2 separate regions of the Homo sapiens genome follow, and region 2 is linked to region 1. Evidence: read pairs that join two places in POLR2A ChIA-PET (ENCODE). Cell type or tissue: B cell. All regions are shown on one strand. Region 1 has its middle 9.4 kb from the start of PIP4K2A. Region 2 overlaps PIP4K2A (phosphatidylinositol-5-phosphate 4-kinase type 2 alpha).

What was found. ChIA-PET counts read pairs that join two places held together with the same protein. Peaks named below come from ENCODE experiments on the same cell type or tissue, not always from the same donor. Only the 100,000 strongest peaks of a DNase experiment are listed, where the experiment ranks them.
Region 2: POLR2A ChIA-PET joins it to region 1 with 6 read pairs; 14 of 35 experiments call an interaction of 5 or more read pairs at or near these places.

The regions. Positions count from the first base shown.
Region 1 is chr10:22,721,499-22,726,498 of GRCh38, reverse strand. No RefSeq gene overlaps it. Among named protein-coding and RNA genes, the nearest start is that of PIP4K2A, 9.4 kb to the right of the region's middle. RefSeq lists an enhancer at 3,119-3,228. In B cell, no CTCF peak of the experiment used is centred here; a DNase peak (open chromatin) is centred at 3,008; H3K4me3 peaks cover 1,254 bases.
Region 2 is chr10:22,670,326-22,675,325 of GRCh38, reverse strand. All of the region lies in intron 1 of PIP4K2A (phosphatidylinositol-5-phosphate 4-kinase type 2 alpha), which reads left to right. Among named protein-coding and RNA genes, the nearest start is that of PIP4K2A, 42 kb to the left of the region's middle. In B cell, no CTCF peak of the experiment used is centred here; no DNase peak of the experiment used is centred here; H3K27ac peaks cover 354 bases.

The sequences.
Region 1 (5,000 bases):
TCTGGCACATAGCAGATGCTCAATAAACATTTGCTAAATGAATGAGTAGAAAGGGTAACGTTTACTGAGCACTTACTATGTGCCAGGCACCATTGCAAATGCTTTCTATTAATCATAATCCTCACAACACCATTTCTAGCAGGTGCCACTATTATTTCTATTGAAGATAATAGTCTTGGAAGACAAGGTTTTTCCTTGCAAGAGCTGACCTTTTAAAAATAAAAAAGAACAAAAGCTTTCTGTATGGCCAAAAGCCAAGTACCCAAAGGATTTTTGAGCATAAAGCTTATTCTTAAATGATAGATTGTGATGAATACTTGGATGGTCAGTGGTGCCTTTTAGAAGGGGAGGTAGGGAACACTCTGGGTGCAGCTGGGAGAGTTTCTGAGAGTTGGACAGTGGCAGAATCAGCCCTGGTGTGGGCCGGGAGGTGTCCCACATCAGAGCAGACCTAGACCTTGATTACTAGGTTTGTCCCAGGAGGCTGAGGTCCACTGAGAAGAACCAGAGCAGGACCAGAGCAGGACCAGAGCATGCAATGTTACTGGCTGACTGAGGTTCTAGGAGGAAGGGCCAAGGGCAGCCCAAAATCCCTGTGATCTCTCAGGGAGGCAGAGGTGGCTGAGAGGGAAGGGTAGACCCACAGGGAACTGGAGTCAAGCTGAGAAGTTTCCAGAGCACAGGGGCCTCGGTGGAAGAGACCATGGTGTGATGGAGGTTACCTGGGGGGAATCTGAGGAGATCAACAGACCAAAAACACATCCACAGTCTCCATCCCAAAGCCACAATACATAAGCCTCCTACCCCCATCCCAGGTTGCTCCTAGCAGGAGGGGACTTGACTTTCATTAAGTATTTCCCTAATAGGGGCTAAGGAAAACTCAGAATTTGACCAAGTTTATCTAGAAGAGACTTGATCAAGTCCTCTGCTATTCAGCTAGCAACTGAGCTAATGGTAAAATGAAGTACAGGATGGATGAAGAAAATTATAATTTCGTATGGATGAGATTTGTGATAATTAAGATTTGTCCCTGTTACTCTGACATGGAAAGATCTCGAAGGCACAGTGTTGAGTAAAAAGGCAGCAAGTTGTAGAATAATATGTACAGTATATTTCCGTTTACATAAAAAGCTAACATATGGCGAGGGGTGGTGGTTCAGCCTGCCATCCCAGCACTTTGGGAGGCTGAAGTGGGAGGATCCCTTGAGCCTAGGAGTTGGAGACCAGCCTGGGCAACATAGCGAAACGCTGTCTCTATAAAAAATAAAAAATAGCCGGATGTGGTGGTGCGTACCAGCTATTCAGGAGGCTGAGGTGGGAGGATCACAACCCAGGGGAAAAAATAGTAAACAAAAAAAAGTAAGCATATATTAGTCCATGTACATATATGTGTAAATACATAGAAATTAACTGACCCACTCAGATATAAACAGAGGGGAAGGGATTGGAGGGAAAGTGAAAAGATCTAAGAAATGGAAAGCAGGAGTGGAGGAGAGGGAGGAGGGACTTTCCCTTTTTAGTCTATGATGCCATTCTGTGCTGTTTGGGTTTGTTTTTTGTTTTTTTTTTTAGACAGGGTCTTGCTCTGTCATCCAGGCTGGAGTGGTAGTGGCGTGATCATAGCTAACAGCTCACTGCAGCCTCCAACTCCTGGCTCGAGTGATTCTCCCACCTCAGCCTCCTTAGTAGCTGGAACTATAAGTGCACGCCAGCACACCCAGCTAATTTTTAAATTTTTTTGTAGAGACAGGGCCTCATTATGTTGCCCAGGCTGGTCTCCAACTCTTGGCCATAAGTGATCTTCCAACCTCTACCTTTCAAAGTGTTGAGATTACAGATGTGAGCCACCACACCACATGCTAATCGTGTGCTTCTTCCTCCCTCTAAGCATTTACAGCCCTATCTCTATTGTCTTGCTATAGAAGGTACCATATTGCATTGGAAATGGCTGGCTTGCAGCTTTATCCTCCCTACTTAATTATGCACCCCTCAAGGGCAAGGGACGTGTCTTACTCACCTTTATGCTCAGAATCTTCTAGGACCTCAACACATATGTGACGAATGAATGAGCAAAAATGGTAATAAACGTACCTCTGATTTCAAGTTAGTCCCTGAGTTCTAGTTTATCAAGTTTTTAAATACCAGTAATATGACCTACTTAAAATTTGAATTTGAAAACTAAAATGGAAAAAGCCTGAGTTAGTAAAGGAAAAACAGGACTCTTCATTGAAAGTTAGTTGTGACATCAACTCTCTAAGGAGGAGCCATCCCATAGTTAAGGTGAAAGCACAAACCAGGGGCATGAATATTGTGAATAATCAAGACTCCCCATCTTTAAAATTCAGACCTAGAATTTTATGTAACAACGATTTCATCTGTAACTTCCTTTTAGTGCAACACTCAAATGTTAGCTAGTGCTAAAAGTATGGAAGGGTGTTTTTTTGAAAAGCTGTTTTTCAGAGTCTAAAAAACCCTCAAGCCCAGTTCCATCGCTTCTGAGATTTTATGAGACTTTCGAAACTGACTAGGGCCATGTCTGAGGGTGACAAGATGAGCACCAGATTACTAATTGAAAATACCCAGAACTTTCTATCAGGCACTCAAATCCAAAACTAAGAGAACTCAGGAGGCTGAGGCAGGAGAATCGCTTGAACCCAGGAGGCAGAGGGTGCAGTAAGCTGAGATTGCGCCTTTGCACTCCAACCAGGGCGACAGAGCGAGACTCTGTCTCAAAAAAAAAAAAAAGAAAAAGAAAAAAGAAAAAAAAAAGAAAACTCATGGGTTAGAATTTCATGATGTTTGCACACGTGACAGGAGAGGGTTCCGTGGGTTTGCAGACTTCTGTGTAACTGAGGTAAAACTGGATAGGCTCCCCAAGTTTGGGAGCACAGGTATGGGTGACAGATGGATCTAGGAATGCCTTTGCAGTGGGGGCCTCCTGAGTGATTGTTCTGGGGCTGCTTCTGAAGGCTACAACCGCAAATTTCAGGAACTGAGAGTGGTGAGGAGGAAGTGGAAACAGCCTGGGTAGCACCAGGAATCTCTCTGGGACCTCTTGTTCCTCTCACCTACCTCAATTCTTCCTCCTGGGTTAATGAACAGGAACCACACAGGGTTCACCAACTCATACCCTCAGCGCTACCGGGAAAGCAAGGCAGTCCCTGGCTAACTCTCAAAGCTGTTGTTCTGTGTCTTCCATTTGGTTCTCGAGGGCAGTGGAGACCCTGGGAACTGCCCCATCCCTGACCACTGGACACAGCAGCATGAAGAAGACTGTGATCCTTTTCTTACGCTGATCTCAAGTCATATTTTTTTAGATGCTTTTCAAATATGCACATCAATTATTTCTCTAGGTTATCTTCAGTGTAGCATCAGTACAGTGTATACTATATTTTAGAATTTAAAAACTCCATGAAAGCAGACCTTAGGTGAGATTTCCCTCTAGGTACCTTCCCATTAAGAGCAGTAGGCATGTAAATTAAGAGTGCCCCTTGATTGCAGGAATGCGGAAAGCACAAATAAGGCCAGGTACGGTGGCTCACGCCTGGAGCCCCAACGCTTTGGTAGGCTGAAACAAGAGGATTGCTTGAGCCCAAGAGTTCAAGGCTGCAGTGAGCTAAAAAAAAAAAAGGCACAAATGAAGGTGTGGCTGAGATCTTCCACTATGCACTGCTCTAGGCAGGGAAGCTAGTTTGAATTTTCTCCTTGCTTCCTGCTTCTGGACTTTTCCCTTGCCCAGGGCAAAAGGCTCAAGCTAAAATCTTCTGATTCCTTTGCTTCTTGGCCTTTTGGCTAAGATCAAGTGTAAAATCTTCTAATTCCTCTGGTCTTGGCATTCAGTGTTGGCTTCAGGTCTGAAGGTCACACCAATTTGTCTGGACCTTGTTGATCTACAAAGAATAGAATCTTTCCTCCCGGCAGCCATTTAAAAAACTCTCCTAAGGGCTGGGCATCCTTATTTTTGGAGGCTCCAACCCTTCAGCGTATCAAACATATGAAAATGCATTCACAGTCCACATTTAATTCAACGTTTTTGCTGTAAAATAAATTAGAAAAGATTTTTATAATTTTGCTCTAAAAATGTTTAGCTATGCCTTTTTTTTTTTTTTTTTTTTGGAGATTCAGAATCTCAATCCACCCAGACTAGAGTGCCACTGATCACAGTTCACTGCAGCCTCAATCTCCCAGGCTCAAGTGATCTTCCCACCTCAGTCCCTCGAGTAGCTGGGACCACAGGCACACACCACTATGACTGGATAATGTTTTATTTTTTATAGAGGCAGGGTCTCCCTATGTTGCCCAGGCTGGTCTCTAACTCCTAGGCTCAAGCAATCCTACCACCTCAACCTCTTAAAGTGCTGGGATTACAGGCATGAATCACCACGTCCAGCCAAACATTTAATTTTTGATTGACTATTTACTATCTTTTTTATCAATCATTATGCATACTTGTAACATAAGAAAAGCTAACTCACAAATTCTTTATATACGTAATGACTTTTTAAATACTAAATTTAAATTTAATAAATGGCAACATTTAGTCAAATGTTATTATTGATATCACTTTTGCAGTTTTCTTTTGTAATCAAAATTTTTGTTTTCACATCTCAAATTTTTTCTAGGTCCCCGAAAAACGCATAGGCTGTATGCATTGGGAAGATGATGCCCAATGGGTAAACAATTTGTAAACTTGCATAAGGACTCTTTGCGAACACAGGAGGTTCCCTTTTTCCTACATATAGGAAAATGTTCACCACAGGCTTAGTTCGCCATTGCCTAAATCATACAACGACTATTATAAATAGCAAGGAGCAAGTGAAAATGCTGGTCTCTTATTGGAATTGGGTTAGTATGTTAAATGACATTACTGTGTTACTTATTTAACTAGGAAAGATAGTTGCATTAAAAAAATTATAAAAGTAACACGTATGCATCTTATAACATTTGGAAAATGCAGAAATATATTTTAAAAATCATCCATAATCCTAACTGCACCCCTG
Region 2 (5,000 bases), 51 kb after region 1:
GTGAGCCACCGTGCCTGGCTTCTCCTCAACAATGTTCTAAGAGATAAAGCAAAAGTATCAGGTAATATGTCATTGTAATGGTACCTGGGATAGAAGAATTTCATTTGCTTGCTACTATCTCCACTCTTACATGAATACAAATGTTCCCAATTTTTAGTCAATGTACCAATCAACATTGAATGAATGATATGTAAATTACAAGAATGAAGGGCCAGAAAGATGTCACGTATCAGTGATGACTGTTCTGAGCTGTGCCCTCTTAAAGCAATAAAGTAAGTTCTCTTTGATTAATAGTTACGTTGGCTACCTTTTAGCTGCCCATGAAAAATATAGATGGACTTTTTTTTGTTTTTTAAAGACAGAATCCTACGGTCTTGTTTTGTTGCCCAAGCTGGAGTACAGTGGCATGATGATAGCTCACTGCAGCCTCAAACTCCTGGGCTTAAGCAATCTTCCTGCCTCAGCCTGCTGAGTAGCTACGACCATAGGCACACCACCACTCCTGGCTGGGTTTTATTTATTTATTTATTTATTTATTTATTTTTTGGTAGAGACTGAGTCTTGCAATATTGCCTGGACTGGTCCTGAAATCTTGGCCTCAAGCATCCTCCCACGTTTAGCCTCCCAAAGTGCTGGGATTACAGGCATGAATCACTGTGCCTGGCTGGAAATTTCTTAGTAAAACAAAATTCGTTAGTGGTTCAAATATATTTTCAGTGCTATAAAGAATATAACATTTCTACCTATTGTCAGCTAAAGCTAAGAGTTAAAGAACTACACCTAACATAGTGACTGGCATAAAGTAGATGTACAATAAGTATTTGCTGAATGTGTAACTGGATGGCTGGAATTAACTTTGAGTAGGAGAAACAGCTGGTCTGGTCTTCTTTTTTTTTTTTTTTTTTTTTTTGCTCCCAAGTGTCTTGTCTCTTGTCTCTTCTCTGATCACCACAGCATGGTTCTTAGGAGTCACAGTGTCTGGTATATACGGAAAGAGTGTTTTTGGAGGGAGAATTCACCAAAAGAACATGATACAAGCCAAAAGGGGTTATTATTAGAGAAGAACAGTGTTGATATGAAGGCTAGTTAATGCTTTGTGAATACCCACCATGCACAAGACAGTGTCTGCTGGTTGCTGGAAGTCCAAGATGATCAGTTTGTGTCCCTGTGGCTAAATGTTTGGTTGTTAGTCTGCATGAAATAGATATGACACCAAATTAGAAATAGGAGAAAGCAGCAGAAGAAAAGCAAAGGTTCTGTGTATAACCAAGACAATGGGGTTAAAAAAACACACACACATTGCTGAAGAAAGTAAGTTAAGTAAGTTGAGCTTTCATTTGCAAAATGACTTTTTATTTGGCTGTAATATTCCTCTGGGATGGCTCTGTGAATTCAGTAAAACAAAGCTAAAGAAAAACCTATTCTGTTTGAGGGACCGTATAATTAACCATAGAAATGAGTGCCATCCAGTGTATTACTGAAGAAAAAGGATTAAATAGTGGTATGAATAAAAATAGTATCCCTTTTTATTCTCTCTAGGCTAAAATTATAAGGACTGTCAGTCATTTTGTTAAGGGTCTAGTTTATTATTGGCTGTGTTGGGAATAGTGCTTTCTATCTTCCTATTATGTAATAGTCCACAATTACATGAATAGTGGGATTTTTATTTTTTTTATTTTTTATTTTTTTTCCTCAGAAGAGCCTGGTGTTGAGGGGCTGCAGGAGCAGAACAGGAAGTTATGGTTGTTTTGGAATTGTGTGTGGTGTATGTTTAAATTGTATTAGAATAATTTTTATTCTTTTTAAACTGTCTTTCTGGTTGTCTCATGCTACTTTGAGTTTAATATACCCTGGGCTTGATGCAAGACCCCGGGCCAGGGCCAGAGCACCTGGTTCTAGTTCTAGGTCTACCTTTGACTGTTGTGGTCATTTTAATTAATTCATGCATACATATTTATTGCATTTTCCTGCACTGAGTCCTGCGCATACAAAAATGAATAAAACCCAGTTCCTTCCTGTAAGGAATCAGTTTAGTTGGAGGATCACAGAGATAAGCATAATTATAAGACAGCTTAGAGATGTATATGGAGTATTTTGTGATGTAAGGGAAGGAACCCAAACCATCCTTGGCAGGAAGTAATGGGAAAGACTTCCTGGAGGAGGTGATGCCTGAATTAGGTAGAAGTCATAACCATGGGGATCAGGGGCTTTGTAGGGCATTCTGGCTAGAGGTTATCAAATAGCAAGGCAGATAGACCCCAAGTGTGTTCAGAGCACTCACCTGTCCAGGAAGTGGCCCTGGACAGGGAGACAGGAAATGAGGCTGCAGGAATGAGAGAGATCACTGGATCTCCGTTTCCTTACCTAGAAGTGAAGCTCTGTTAATACTAGAAGGCTTCTCAGGAACTCACTCATTTTCTGGAAAGCTTTCATATTGCTGCTTGTTGGAGAATGACATGTTAACCTGCTGCTCACCTTTTTAGGACGTTGAGGGCTGGGTATTAACTGTCTTGAGTTTGGCAGTATTTTGAAGAAGGACATCCTAAATTACGGTTGGTGTGACTCATGTGAGTTATCAGATTTGTATCTGTTGGTCTTTTTCTCTGCGTCTGTCTGGTTGTCCAGGCGTTTGTGCTTCTCCACCCCTTCTTAATAGGCCCTTCTGGAATTGATCTCTGCATCCATCTCCTCTGGACGTAAATATTCATTTCTCTTTTCTCTGACCCTTCACCAGCTCCCATGCCCTTTGTGTGCAGATGCCCCACAGATCTGGCTGGGTTTTCCCTATCCCTGTATATATTCACAAGTACACCTGTGACATTCAAGTATTGTAATTTAAAAATCAGCATTAGCAAGAAATATGCACATATCAGAAACTGAAGTGGGCGTGTTATCCAGATTAAATCACTATAGACAAATCTCTTTATCCATTTTTTTAATTCTTTGGAAGTGGTTATGAAGGTGTGAATAGTTCATTGTTCAAGGACAGTGCATTGGATTCTGTTTTTTAATCTCATCCGCCTCCAACAATCCCCCCCCACACTGTCCCCCCGACCCAGAGCTGTCAGGGCAGCCAGAGGGAACCTTGTTTTCAGGATGCTGATGCTGATATATTATTCATGATGTAGCGGCATTAAATGTGTTAGATAGCTGGCCTCCTTTTTTTCATTTAACAATAACTGCCTATTGTACATCGGTCTTTTTCTGTAGTAGGATAAGAATTACAAAGAGTCTTTGGAGGAAGAACCAGTGCTTCAGGTTATGATATACCTTATATTGTTTTTGTTGTTAGGGGCTATATGTAAAATATAGCTGCATATTTGTCTAATAGCTTTGACTTAGACTGAAACATTGGTTGCCAAAAACAAATTATTTCACATTAACAAATATTATATTATTAGTTATTTTAATAATTTATTCCTCTCAGTGGGTGCTAGTCCAGACATTTTTTGTGTTTCTTAGTGGTAATGGGCCTGTCTACTTCATGAAAGAACAACAGCGTCTCTGCATTTCGCTAGAAAAATATTCTTGGAGGAGAGTCCTAGACCACGTGTGTGTGTGTGTGTGTGTGTGTGTGTGTATTTTCCAAGTAAATCAGAAAATTCAGGCAATTAATAGTGAAAACTGTCTTCTCAGTAACCTTTTCTTCAAGTCTTAACATAAATGACATTTCTTTGAGAGGGCCCCCTAGATCTGGTTGTACCCCTTTGCCTCCCAGCATCCTGTGTTCTCTTACAATGCCCCTAATGACTCGCACAGCCTCGGAGCTCCATGTGGCCCATGTGGCAGGACCCAGGTGGGCAGTCTTGTTTATCGCAGTGCCAGGCATCAGGCTGCCACCTTCCAGCGACCTACCCTAGGAGTGTGATTCTGAGGATTCAGTGAAACGGTTTAGGCAAACTCCTCGGAGCAGTGGCTGACCAGAGCAAGTCATTAATAAGTGCCAGCTCTTTTTAAAAATTCATCAGGTGTACTCTCTCCACCCAGAAGAGACTAGTAGTTTAGGCTTACCAGGTCTTTCTTCCCACTTCTTTCTCTGCATTGTTATTTATTCATATTTCTTTCTATAATGGTTTATTGCCAAAGGCAGTCAATAGTATGTTGAATTAGCTATTTCTATAATATTTTAGACTGATATATGTGTGTGTATATATAAATATATGTAAAGGTATATATATATGTGTGGACGTGGGTGTGTGAATTATATGTATATAATATATGTTCGCTTTCCCTGGCTTTTCACTAAGAAACATGAGGATTTACCACAGTGTCTCTTGGGTACTCAGTGAAGGGAAAGGCATTTACATCATAGCCAGTAGTTACTGGATGCCCGATGGGATGATGCCAATATGATGACTGCTTCTCTGCTCTTTCTTCTCTGAGCCAATTTATTCCAGGAACTTTGTGCTCACTGCAGCTGTGACTATAATTGCAATCAAATTATAGTTTCTAGTGTCACACTTACATTTGCCGTTTTTTAAAAAAAGCTAGAATTACGTTACTGTCCATAGCAGGAATTTTTAGTGCAAAGAGATAATCAAGTGTTTGTAATGATTCATATCAACTGGTTGTAATATGTGAAAAGGCTACAGTATTTTTAAATATTTCTAGGGTGTGTGGTGAACTGTTTTTGAATACTATGGAGAAATATATAAGTTTTTACTAAATTAGCTTTAAAATTATGTAAATAACATATTATGGAAAATGCAGACGATATGGGTGAGACAAAATTTTTGAAATTACTATTATTAATTGCACTATTAGCCCCTGGAATCGATTTTGATGCCCTGTACGTATGCAATAAAGAATTGCCGAGTAAGAGGGTGAATAAATGAACCCCTGTCTTTGTAGTGAACACCCCATAGAAGGAAGGTCACAGCTGTTTGCATATGGAAGAAGTTTGTCAGTCAGGTGGACCTTAAGGAGTGTGTTGGCTATCATACTGTTTTGTTTTTGGTTTTGTTTTTTGCCCAGGCTGGAGTACAGTGGTGCCATAACGG